2 separate regions of the Homo sapiens genome follow, and region 1 is linked to region 2. The links are chromatin contacts, found by Hi-C or POLR2A ChIA-PET in ENCODE. All regions are on one chromosome and are shown on one strand. The core of a region is the stretch at or near the end of the contact, and the rest is flanking DNA. Distances in the headings are between cores, read along the strand shown. Region 1 holds the start of ACOT9 (acyl-CoA thioesterase 9). Region 2 holds the start of KLHL15 (kelch like family member 15).

The links. A loop is a pair of places that touch in the nucleus more often than their neighbours do. ChIA-PET counts read pairs that join two places held with the same protein, here RNA polymerase II (POLR2A). Pooled maps may share reads with other maps.
Region 1: a map of gastrocnemius medialis shows a loop between it and region 2 (27-fold over the local background). The contact joins the promoter of ACOT9 here to the promoter of KLHL15 in region 2. A Hi-C loop is called at or near these places in 5 of 168 maps with a recorded cell type or tissue (B cell, ascending aorta, chondrocyte and 2 more), 10 of 37 single-sample maps with no recorded cell type and 26 of 50 pooled maps. POLR2A ChIA-PET finds 5 or more read pairs at or near these places in 10 of 52 experiments (A549, AG04450, CD4-positive, alpha-beta T cell and 7 more).

The regions. Positions count from the first base shown.
Region 1 is chrX:23,738,633-23,744,960 of GRCh38, forward strand. It overlaps ACOT9 (acyl-CoA thioesterase 9), which reads right to left and starts at 4,644. Exons shown (of 16, transcript NM_001037171.2): 1 at 4,493-4,644. The coding sequence starts at 4,512. RefSeq lists an enhancer at 4,174-4,223 and a silencer at 4,494-4,813.
Region 2 is chrX:24,021,872-24,028,621 of GRCh38, forward strand. It overlaps KLHL15 (kelch like family member 15), which reads right to left and starts at 5,315. Exons shown (of 4, transcript NM_030624.3): 1 at 5,269-5,315; 2 at 2,986-3,187. RefSeq lists silencers at 3,067-3,146, 3,157-3,306, 3,317-3,386, 3,467-3,906, 3,917-4,016 and enhancers at 3,679-4,183, 4,184-4,687, 5,895-6,394.

The DNA.
Region 1 (6,328 bases), core at 3,394-5,893, 280 kb before region 2:
AATATATCTGGTTTTAAAGAACACACTGGAAAAAGCTAATCCTTTCTATTGCTACCATTAGCTGAAAGAGCAAAAAAATCATGACCCCCAACACATTAATAGGAACTATAATAGACACGTTAAATGTATCCAACATAAGAAATGGGATCTGATTCTGAATGGCTAAATACCCTGAATACGCATCACTAACAGGAGCTATATAACCAGTCTCACATACCTGAATAAATACACATATACACAGAAATTGTTTTGTTACACTAAGAAGCAGCATTTTCTGAAGAGGGATGAAAATCATTCCATCCTGTTTGTGTGAGAGGCAATACAGTATAGGGGTTAACCCAAAGGCTGGGCGCAGTGGCTCATGCCTGTAATGCCAACACTTTGGGAGGCCGAGGCAGGCGTATCACTTGAGGTTAGGAGTTTGAGACCAGCCTGGCCAATATGGTGAAACCCCGTCTCTACTAAAAATATGAAAATTAGCTGGGCATGCTGGCGGGCACCTGCAGTCCCAGCTACTCGGGAGTCTGAGGCAGGAGTATTGCTTCAACCCAGGAGGCGGAAGCTGCGGTGAGCCGAGATCGTGCCACTGCACAGCGAGACTCTGTCTCAAAAAAAAAAGAGCCCAATCATGCTGCTTGTTAGCTGAGTTACCTTAGACAAGTTACCTAACCTCCCTGATCCTCAGTTTCCTCATCTGTAAAATGGGGATAATAATACTACCTATCCCATAGGATTGTCAAAAGGATAAAGGAATTAACACATATTAAACCCTGAAGGGCACGTCTAGAAGAGCATGTCTAATATACTGACAAGTCCTCAAAAATCTCTAGCTATCATTATTCCAGAAAGTCATGCTTCTCCAAAGTCTCCCCTAAAGATCAAAAAGAACCAGGCTGGGCACAATGGCTCACGCCTGTAATCCCAGCACTTTGAGAGGCCAACGCGGGAGGATCACTTGAGACCAGTGTGGGCAACATAGGGAGATCCCGTTTCTACAAAAAAATTTTAAAATATTAGTCAGGCGTAGTGGTGCACACTTGTGGTCACAGCTACTCAGGAGGCTGAGGTGGGAGGATCACTTGAGCCCCGGGGAGGTCGAGGCTGCAGTGAGCCATGATCGCACCACTGCACTCCAGCCTGGGTAAAAGAGCAAGACTCTGTCTCCAAAAAAAAAGGAAAGATAGCCTAAGCCAGGCACTATCACGGACCACTGCCAAACATAGAATCAAATGAGGAGAGAAAAGAAGGGAGTTAATGAATACAGAGAAACACTTGGGCCAATTTATTTGGAAAATTGTAGTCCTAGAGCCCCATTGCTTTGCATGCTGCCTTAAAAAATTTGGAAATACATTCCTGTGGCACAACAAAGGCATAATTGGAACACTTTTTAAAAAAATGTTGCTTATACCAATAGCATATTGGTAATAATAAATCTATATCATACTGTCAACATAGCATTCAAGAGTATTCGGGTAATGGTAACTTTTTTTTTTTTTGAGACAGTCTCACTGTCACCCAGGCTGGAGTGCAGTGGCAACATCTTGGCTCACTGCAACCTCCACCTCCCGAGTTCAAGCGATTCTCCAGCCTCAGCCTCCCGAGCAGCTGGGATTACAGCTGTGCACCACCATGCCCAGCTAGTTTTTGTGTTTTTAGTACAGACAGGGCTTCACCATGTTGACCAGGCTGGTTTTGAACTCCTGACCTCAAGTGATCTGCCCGCCTCAGTATCCCAAAGTGCTGGGATTATAGGCGTGAGCCACCGCGCCTGGCATGTAATGGTAACTTTTCACTACATTTGGTATCCTATTTACTGATAATCTGATGGAAACTGTGGACCTCGAGCGGGCGTGGGAAGGGTTGGAATACATTTTTGCTCACACACACAATGGTATATACTATTTCAGGAGGTGCACAGACCCTTTTTGTACCCTCAGATCCCCCTATATTTGAAGATTCTGATTCAAACCAACCTCCTTAAGAAACTGAGGCCCCAGTTTCAGACGACTTTCCCCCAGTGCCAGTCAACAGGCACACCAGCAGAGTCCAGATAGAGCCCAGTTCTTCCGATCTCCCCCAATACATACACACACACACACACACACACACACACACACACACACACACACACCGCACTGAGGTGGAGGAGGTGGGAGAATGGTTTTAATCAATACTCAACACTTCAGTACCTCAGGGTTACTGGCTTATCTCCTGATAAGCCCTCAGGAGTCTTACTTATAGCAAAACCTCTAGGCCTTTACTGTGGAGAGGCCTTTGCAACACTCAAATCCCAGGACCTTGTAACTGAACCTTTCCAATCAAAGGAGATCAAGAAACTCAAGGCGGGGGGAGTGGGGAGGGACAGCATTAGGAGATATACCTAATGCTAAATGACGAGTTAATGGGTGCAGCACACCAGCATGGCACATGTATACATATGTAACTAACCTGCACATTGTGCACATGTACCCTAAACTTAAAGTATAATAATAATAATAATAAAAAGATGATTATTACAAAAAGACAAAAGATAACAAGTGTTGGTGAGGATGTAGAGAAAAGGGAACCCTCGTACACTATTGGTGAAAATGTAAACTGGTACAGCCATTTTGAAAAATAATGAGGCAGTTCCTCCAAAAATTAAAAATATAACTACCATATGATCCAGCAATTTCTCTTCTGGACATATATCCCAAAGAAATAAAAAAAGTATTTCAAAGAGAAAAAAAAAAAAGAAAACTCAAGGCCTCCATGGCCTACCTGGGGAGTCACATAACTCACCCTGGCTCAGCCCTGGGTCCCAAGCTTACAGCAGTTGGCAAGGAAGAGTGTTCAGTGCAATAACAGGCAATACCACTCATATGCCCTCCACTCTGAGGAAATAACCTCTATTTAGAGACTAAACAAAGGTGCCTCTTGCAAGTCTAAAAAAGAAAAGAAGCTACAAAGGTTGCCCACCAGTCAAAGAACCTAATCATCTCAGTCTATATTCATTTGTGAACTCCTCCTCTCACTAGACACTAAGAGATTATCCGCTTAAGGTTCAATAGTTTTTTGTTTGAGACAGAATCTCACTGTGTTGCCCAGGCTGGAGTGCAGGGGCGCGATCTCAGCTCACTGCAACCTCTGCCTTCCGGTTCAGGCGATTCTCCTGCCTCAGCCTCCAAAAGTAGCTGTGACTACAGACATGCACCACCACTCCCGGCTAATTTTTGTATTTTTAATAGAGACGGGGTTTCACCATGTTGGCCAGGCTGGTCTCGAACTCCTGGCCTCAAGTGATCCATCCACCTCAGCATCCCAAAACGCTGGGACTGCAGTCGTGCACCACCACACCCGGCCTCAATAGAATTTTCAAGAAAGGAACACAGGGTTATAAGAGAAAGCACCTGAACAAGACCATGGAGCTTTTGTAGAAGACCTTTCACATTGCAAGCTAAAGTCAACTGTGGCCCCTCTCATAATGACTTTCAGTCTGCCTTCAAATAGTTTAACAAAGGTTTTTTGTTTGTTTTTAAGTACTATAAACAAGACAGAACCCTTACAACTGATAACAAAGTCCCCAGGAACAGTGAGTGAGTGAGAGAGAGAGAGAGAGAGAGAGGGAGAGAGAGAGAGAGAGAGATATCCAGGACCCCCAAGAGAATTGATGGGGTTAATGTGAGTCAAAAGCACTATGAGTCACATCAGGGGGACAGGCCCACTGGCAGCGAGATAACTTCAGAAACTGGAGCAGGTGTGAGCCCCCTGGGATGCAGCCAGGCAGAAAACTTGGAAAGGGTGGCATGCTCGGGTGAAAGGGATTAGGGAGAGCTAGACACGCTCTGGAGTCTAAGGCCCTCAGGCCTTAACTGTGCCAGCTGGGAAGATTACATATACAAAAAGGCATCCTCCCTTACCCACGTGGCCCAATCAAAGCACCCAGCCTCTTATAAGGGCTTTGCGGCTCATTAAAGTTAAGTTCAAATTGGCACCAGGGTCCTAGACGCACAGTCCTAGGGTCCTGGGAGCCAAAAGGTACCCTGTAATCTCTGCCAATGTTACAACAAACTTAAGTAAGAGCCGAAGTAGGTCAAGCATTTAATCCTAAAAATGTTCTCCAAAGGAAGATGAAGGGCTAGAGGTAACATAGAACTCCAAATATTATCTTTCTGACAAGGGGCTACCCCGACGCGGCTACCAACCACACCCCGGATGAGCAAGGCCAAAGGAATTTTAGGGAACACCCAACTTCCTCCCTTAAAAGTGCTGCTTTGCTTTTAATATCAAACTCAGTGCTAGAAGTCGCCAAAGTGGGGGCGAGGTTCTCCCAACCAAAGGCCGGCGGGCTTATGTCCGGTCGGAGGTACAGTGGGCGAGCGCCCCTTATCATAGAGCCCAAATGCCCATGCGTGGCCCACTTCTTCCGCCGGGGCCAGCCCGAAGCTCTAGGGGAAGACGATGGCACCCCAGGCTACCGCCCTGCCAGCCCCTTCCACGCCCCGCCACCTACCGCAGTGCTGCCCGCCTCATTGCGCTAGGCTGCCGTGCGCGCGATGGAGAACCGGGCCCCGCGCGCTAGTCGGCGGAGGGAAACTGAGGCGATAAAAGACGCACGAGTACCAGACCGCGCCCTTGCTGAGGACAGCCCGGGAGCCGGACAGCGGTGTCCGGGGGCGGGACCGCGGCGTCCAGGGGGCGTGGCCGCGCTGTGCCGGGCGGACCCTACCCGTTCATTGGCGGGAGGCTGGAGTCCGCCTCTGCGGAGCTTCCCACTCAATCAGTTGTGCGGGTCGTGTTGCTACAGCGAGGACCGGCCTATTCTCGGTTGAGTAAACGAACCACGCAGCAACGCCAGGGCGTGACGTCGAGAAGAGGCCCGGCTCTGCCTAGTGGAGCTTGTCTCCTTTATCCTTGATCCCCGCGCCTTGGCTCCGTCTGTTCTTCCCCTTGGCTGCACATTGGAATCTCCTGGGCAACTTTCCAAAATACTGATACTTGGCCGGGCGCGGTGGCTCACGCCTGTAATTCCAGCACTTTGGAAGGCCTAGGCGGGCAGATCACCTGAGGTCAGGAGTTCAAGACCAGCCTGGCCAACATGGCGAAACCCTGTCTCTACTAAAAATTCAAAAATTAGCCAGGCGTGGTGGCAGACGCCTGTAATCCCAGCTACTCGGGGGACAGGCACGAGTATCGCTTGAACCTGGGAGGCGGAGGTTGCGGTGAGCCGAGATCGCACCACTACACTTCAGCTTGGGCGACAGAAGGAGACAATGTCTCAAAAAAAAAACAACAAAAAACTGATGCTTGAGACCCACTGGCTGGAGATTCTAGTTTAGTCCTGGGTGCGGTCTGGGCTTCGGGATGATGTCTAAAGATGCCCCCAGGTGATGCTAATGTAACCAAAGGCTAAAAACCACTGACCTAACAGGAAAAAATTGTTCCTCTCCTCTTCTCGGCCTGACCCCCAATGTTTGATATCTTGGGCGAGCTAGAGAGATTCAAGGCCAGAGAGTTTAAGATTATTTCACCCTACGATCTAATTCTCCATTTCTTTCAACGAATTATTATTGAGCTGTTTGCATTGTGCCAGGCACTATTGCAGAGGTTGGGGTTGCAAAAAGAAAAAAGGACAAAAATCCCCGCCCTTAAGGGGCTTGCCTCTTGATAAGGAAGGAAAACAAATCAACAAACAAGTTAGCAAATAACATGATCTCAAATATGGTAAAGCGGTTTAAAGGGGAAATAAGGTAACGAGTGGGGATCTTTTGAGAATATAAGCAAGTCTTGCTTTGCCTCTAAATACGGCAATTTCCTAAAAGGCAAGGGCCATATGCTTTTTCGCAATACCCCATACTTAGTAAAAATGTATTGATTTGAATTAAGCTAGCTTTCTGTTTTGAATCACTTCATGAGTTACACATGGAGCATGGTCTTCGGCTTTCTCTTTCTACTGAATTTTCCCTGCTTTTATCAATCTCACATCTGGAAGACTCCCCTTTTAGCCTACAAGGATCTCTCCTTCATTTTTGTTCACATTGTCTTTTCATTTTTGTCACATTGTTCACATTGTTCACAAGTCACTTTTCAGTGATTGTCTTGTTGGTTTTGGGTCAGCCATATTTCTTTATACTCTACCACACCTAACACAGAGGGCAATAAATATTGTATTGAATTATGCTATTTTTGTTCTTCTTTTTACTTGAACTTTTCTTTGAAGCAATAGGAGGCTCAGGGAGAAAAAATAAGTACAAGAGAGAATTTTTTGTAAATGGTATAATAGGTAGGTACAGTTTATAGTTTTTCCCGCAATCAAGTCGCCTTCCGTCAATTTCCAAATTATAAAGAC
Region 2 (6,750 bases), core at 4,065-6,564:
AAAATAGATGCTAATAAAGTAATCCACCTCCTCTAAGCTAAAGATTCATTCTCCTCACAGTTAACATTATTCACTCTCAAAACATTTGCACTGGGAAAGGCCAGGCTTGACAACAGGCCACCTACATCATTTGCGGGGACTCTTGTTCAAAATCAGGGAAAAATGTTGTTAAAAGGCTGGGCGATGGCCGGGCGCGGTGGCTCATGTCTGTAATCCCAGCACTTTGGGAGACCGAGGCGGGCGGATCACTTGAAGTCAGTCGAGACCAGCCTGGCTAACATGGTGAAACCCCGTGTCTACTAAAAATACAAAAATTAGTCAAGCATGCTGACGCGCATCTGTAATCCCAGTTACTCGGGAGGCTGAGGCAGGAGAATCACTTGAACCCGGGAGGCGGAGGTTGCAGTGAGCCGAGATCGCGCCACTGCACTCCGGCCTGGGAGACAGAGCAAGACTGTGTCTCAAAAGATAAAAAAAAAAAAAAAAAAAGGCTGGGCACGGTGGCTCCCGCCTGCGCTTTGGGAAGCCAAGGCGGGTAGATCACTTGAGTCCAGGAGTTCGAGACCAGCCTGGCCAACATGGTGAAACCCCGTCTCTACTAAAAATACAAAAATTAGCCGGGCGTGGTGGCGAGCGCCTATAATCCCAGCTACTTAGTAGGCTGAGGCCCAAGAATCGCTTGAGGCCGGGAGGTGGAGGTTCCAATGAGCGGGGATCGGATCGCACCACTCCACTCCAGCCTGGGCGACAGAACAAGACTCTTGTCTTAAAAAAAAAAAAAAAGTCGTTAAAGGTAATAAAATGTAAAGCTCTTTCAAAACTTTCTTCTGTATCTCTCAACTGTTTCGCGGTTTTTTTTTTTTTTGAGACGGAGTTTTGCTCTCGTCGCCCAGGCTGGAGTGCAGTGCCGCCATCTTGGATTACCGCAACTTCTGCCTACCGGGTTCAAGCGATTCTCCCGCCTCAGCCTCCCGAGTAGCTGGGAATAGAGTAGCTGGGATTACAGGCGCCCGCCACCACGCCAGGCTAACTTTGTGTTTTTAGTAGAGACGGGGTTTCTCCACGTTGGTTAGGCTGGTCTCAAACTCCCGACCCTCAGGTGATCCGCCCGCCTCGGCCTCCCAAAGTGCTGGGATTACAGGCCTGAGCCACCGCTCCCGGCTCTCAGTGTTTTTTAAATTTGATGTTTAATGTCGTTCTGAGTAAAGGAAAATTAAAAATTTAAATTAGCATGAATTTTACCATTCACCCTTATACTGTACAATCCCAGTTTTACATGCAGATTATTAAACCAAGTGTGGGGCCCTTCTGAACATCCATGAAGCCAAGCCTGCCCTGATCAAGGTTAGGTTTCTGAGATAACCCGACTCGAGGTAGAGAGAAGGTCAAACCTTGAAATCCCCAATAAAGCAATGATTTGTCAAAATTTTATCAAGATTAGTGATAAATCCAATCTATAAAACCAGCCACTTTGAAGTAGGCTCTTCCTTTTACTATGTAAATCCTGCCCAACTTCTATTATTTTGCCTTTTTACAAAACACAAAAGCATACTCTGAAAGACAACTGGTATTGGACTAGAGGATTATAAATTTAATAAAACATCTAACTACTCAAAACCATTTGTTAGCTAAAAATAACAATATACCCAAAAATGCTTCTCTTTTCACTTTTTGTGGACCATTTAAGCCAAACCATACTATATTTTTGATATGCCAAGTAAAAATGATCAATACTAATCTGTTACACATATAAATCCTGGCAAAATAAATTCAATTTTCAAACCACAAATATTTACTATCCTATTCTTTCCCCAAATTAATCAGCAATGAAGAGTGCAAGTTAACATCCTCTACCACTGATAAACTGTGACTCTAAGCACCTACTACGTGTTGTGATTAAAAATGAGAATAAAATTATATAATTACATTAAGTGCTAAAAAGTTGAAATGTTCTATACATTTCTAGATCTATTAAGGATTACTGAAACATGAATGCATTGATAAGCTCTTCAAAACCAATTTTCAAATTAGTAGAAGTATTCAAGCATCCTGCTCCCTAGATATGAAAAACAGGCATTAAAATTAGGGCATATATGTCTGCAAAGCATTTTCTAAATTACCACTTAATCAGATTAACAAAGGCAAACAAATTCGGAAAACAGAAAAGACTAACAAATGTAAGGTGTTAAATATTTGGAGTAAGAAAAGGGGCCTAAAGCGGCCTAGAACGATGAAAAGCAAAGCCCCTACGGTAACGTTACATTTGAATTAAAGAATACCGTTATTTAAATAAGCAGTTAGCACTTCGTAGGAGGAAGGCCAAGCAACGTGACTATTACAGATCTATGGATTCACAGCACTGCTTTACTATTATTCCGTACTTATTTGCTTATATTTATAATATAGAAATAAAGAGGCAGCAACAGTTAGCCACTACATTAACCACTCTACCAAAGGTTACTTAAAAAACGGCCTTGCATTCTTACAACACTCTACAGTTAAGGATTATTTTCACATATATGACCTCATATAGTCCTCTCAACCCTGCGATGTTGGTAGTACCGACTATATTTCATAGATAAGAAACCAAGGCTCGGTACGCGATTTTTTCTCAGAGTCACCCAAGTCGAACCCAGACCTTCCGATTCCTAGTTTTATGCCTCGCATTTTGCATAGTTCTATTTCAGGCATAAATTGAATTGTTAAAGGGAAGGAACGGGTTAGGCAAAAAATAATCATGGTACCTGCAGCTGTGTGCTGCAAAAAATGGCTGAATTATGCTTCTTCCTTTTTCTTTCTCGCTCTCTCTGGAAAAAAAAATTACATTTCAAACAATTTAAGTAAACTCGAAGACAAACGAGGTCCCGGCGTCTACCAAATGTTTGACTCGGGTCCGTGCAGAGAGGGCCGGCGAATTCGTGCCTAGCTCGGGGCCGCGGGCGAAGCCCGGGCTCCGCAGGCCGGCGGCCAGGGGCGGCTACGTACCTCGGGGGGTCCTGTCCAGCCTCTAGTGGACGGCAGTCTGCATCAGGAAGAACCGGGCCAGCGGGCCGATGGGTGGGCGGTCGGGCGCCGGGACGGCACTCGGCAGGCTCCTCGGACGTCTACGAGCAGCCGCTCCCGGCACGAGCCGGGTCGCTCCGGCGGGGCACGAGAGTGCTCGCCTGCAGCCCCCTCTGGATAAGTCCTGGGAAAGAAGACAGCGCTGAGTCGAGAAACCAGACAGTCGGGCTCCGCACGAGGCGGCGCGGCGTCGGGGCCCGGACCGACCTTGCCAACGCCGGGGGCCTCGCAGCACCCGACGGGGCTCGGCGGGAGGGCCGACTGGGGCCGCGGGCGGGGAAAAGGGCTGGGGGGCAGCAGGCAGAGACAGAAGCACCAGCCGAGGAAGCGTCGAGGACGGCGTCTCTGGGCTTCTGCCCCGAAGCGCGCCGAGCCTCGGGATCACCCACGCCGGGGGTGGAGGAAGGCGGGAAAGGGGCGGGGAAGGGGCGGGGCGTGCGGGGCCACGAGCCGGGGGCCGCTCCGGGCCGCGCGCCCCCTGCGGGCCGCGGGAGCCGCCCGGGGCCCGCCCAGGGAGGCGGGGCTGGCCGGCAGGGGGCCCAGTGCGCTGTCGTCTTGACGCGGAAGGCCGCCACGCTGGGAGAGAGGGCGGAGGGTGGGAAGCCGTTGGGGGCGGGGAGCTGGCCCGGGAGGCCCCCCCCTCGGCCCCTGCTGGCGCCCCGAGGGGGCCAGCCCGTGGCCTGGCGGGTGTTTACCTTCCCCCTGGTCGAGCGCCAATGCCGCCATCTTTCAGCCCAAAACGCGTCACTTCCGGCGCCACGGGAGCGGGAGCGGGTGTGGGAACGGGGGGGAAGGGGGGGCGGGGAAGGCTGTCCCGCGCCCGCGGCGCCCCGCGTCCCGGCTGCCGGCCCGCCACGCCAGCGGTTTCCCACCGAGGAAAACAGGCGGCCGGGCGTCGCGGCCCTGGACTGGGCCCGACGCAGCTTCCCCCGCGGCGCCGCCGTCGGGGCTGAGGACACTCAGCTGTCCTCGTCCCCTTGCAGCGGTCTCTCTCCGCCTGCACGAGCGATGGGCCCTGAGCCACTGCGGTGCGCCCACCCTCGACAAGTTGAGGGCTAGGAAGCCAGGAAAGTGTCTTTTTGCATCTTGGCCACGGTGGGGGTGGGGGAATCGGGGACAACGTGGAGGGAGCTTTTCCATAGCTACCTGTTATAAAAGTGACTAGATCTGCGCCAAATGACATCATTTTTTGTAAGGCAACTTGCAGTGGACTATTGCGTCACTGTCCACTTGGCTTACTGCACAACAATTACACGTTTCAGAAATCGATTTCCCAAGGGTGGGAAAATTCATAAAAAATTGCATGTCTGCACCACCCGGAGATAATGCCGGATTTAAAAAAGCTGTCTCTACTTGCGTCAAAATAATCAAGAACGAACATTCAGAGGGCAGTGATTTTTGTTGTTCGTTTTTTATAGAATTCTAGCTAGTACTTTTTAAATATTACCTTTTCTTGACAAGAATATAAAACTAGACTATAGGACTGTTTTGTAAATTTATTATGGCATCTCTTTCTGGGAAAAGTGTAGATGACGGAAATACACAGTTGGAAGCCCGTGGATCTACAATTAACCTTAAATTAGGGCATCCATTGCCCATAGCAGATCCTAAACTGAGGTATTTCGGCTTCCCCCACCCCCACCCCCCGCCGCCATTTTCTCTCTAGACCAATATCCCGATGAACTTTCCGTGAGAGGTGTCGCTAAAAGCGATAATTATCTCTTTCTAGCAAACTTGAACATACCATCTTTCCCAAGAGGCCAAAATAGCACACGGTGTACTGTTTTGCTGAAGTAGACTACTTCGTGGGAGAGATAACACAATCACTTCAATCTTTTGGAAATACGCTTCCTTATTCCGATTTAAACTATAACAAGCTTTAAAAAAACTGTAAGACACTGAAATTCCCAAGTTGTTCACACTTTCTTTCCATCTTTTCCAATAGCTCCTTTAAGATATTTCTGTTCATTATTTAAAAATCCCTGCTTGCCATATTTGTATCTATTACTACATGACAAATTACCCCAGAATTTCACATTAAAACAAATTTTTAAAATTAAATCATAAAATAAACTTTAAAAATGCATACATTCCACTTCTGAATATTTAAATGTTCATGCATTATTCCCGAACATCTAAACGCTGAGTTTGGATTTTTGTACATTAACTAACATTTTAAGCTATACATTACTATGTGGCACTGACCTGTCTAAAGAGAGGCTTCTGTTCTTGATTCAAGCAAGAGTTGAAACGTTTCTGCGCTCTTTGTACCAGGTATAAATGTAGTGAGTGTATGTCATAAGCCATTGTGTGATCACCGTGCTTCCCGTCCCTCCTTATTTTGACATTGCAAGGTCTCGTGGAATTTCAAATGTGCTTTTTTGGATATTTATGTAGTTTTAAAACTGGGCTGTGTCTTTCAATCAATCTATACGTTTACTATATGAACCCCTCCCCAAGTTATCTTCAATCAATGATGCCTCTTTCACTCTTATTTCTTATTTTTATGTTATTATTATTATTTTTTTTTTGAGACAGTCTCACTCTCGGCCAGGCTGGAGGGCAGAGGCATGATCTCAGCTCACTGCAGCCTTGACCTCCCGGGCTCAAGCAATCCTTCCACCTCAGCCTCCCGAATAGCTAGGACCACAGACGTGCCCCACCATGCTCGGCTAACTTTTCTTTTCTTGTTTTTGTTTGTTTGTTTGTTTTGTTTTTGTTTGCTTGTTTTTTTCTGAGATGGAGTCTGTCGCTCAGGCTGGGGTGCAGTGGATCTCGGCTGACTGCAACCTCCGCCTCCCGGGTTCAAGCGATTATCCTGCCTCAGCCTCCCGAGTAGCTGGGATTACAGGCGCTCGCCACCGTGCCCAGCTAACTTTTGTATTTTTAGTAGAGACGGGGTTTCACTGTGTTGGCTAGGCTGGTCTCAAACCCCCGACCTCATGATCGCCCGCCTTGGCCTCCCAAAGTGCTGGGATTACAAGCGTGAGCCACTGCACTCCAGCTCAGGCAACAGAGCAAAAACACCGTCTCAAAAAAAAAAAAGAAAAGAAAATATATTTTAACTTTCCCCACCAATTTCTGGACTGTAATGGGAGTTGTTAAATACCTTGAGAGTATCCTTTCACACTGGTAGAGTCCCACAGAGGTAGATGGAAGCTGTCTTTTCTTAGCCCTCTAGCCTAAGTATTTGAGAATACACATTCCTCAATAGCTATTTATTTAGCAGCTAGCGAGGTCGGAAGCATGCTAGAAGCCTGGGCCTGGGAGTGCTGGTGGAGTTGGAATGAGGTTCTTCCCCAGGGGTTCTGAGGATTTAGGATACTGCATACCCTCCTCCTCCCTCCTGTTTTTGCTTTTTAAGAAATTGAGGCCAGGCGTGGTGGCTCACGCCTGTAATTCCAGCACTTTGGGAGGCCGAGGCGGAAGGATCATTAGAGGTCAGGAGTTGGAAACCAGCCTGACGAACATAGTGAAACCCCGTCTCTATTAAAAATACAAAAAATTAGCTGGCATGGTGGTGCGGGCCTGCGGTCCCAGCTACTCAGGAGGCTGAGGTAGGAGTATGGCTTGAGCCCAGGAGGCAGAGGTTGCAGTGAGTCGAGATTGCACCACTGCACTCCAGCCTGGACAACGGAACTAGACGCTGTCTCAAAAAAAAAAAAAAGAAAAGAAAAGTTGAGGCTT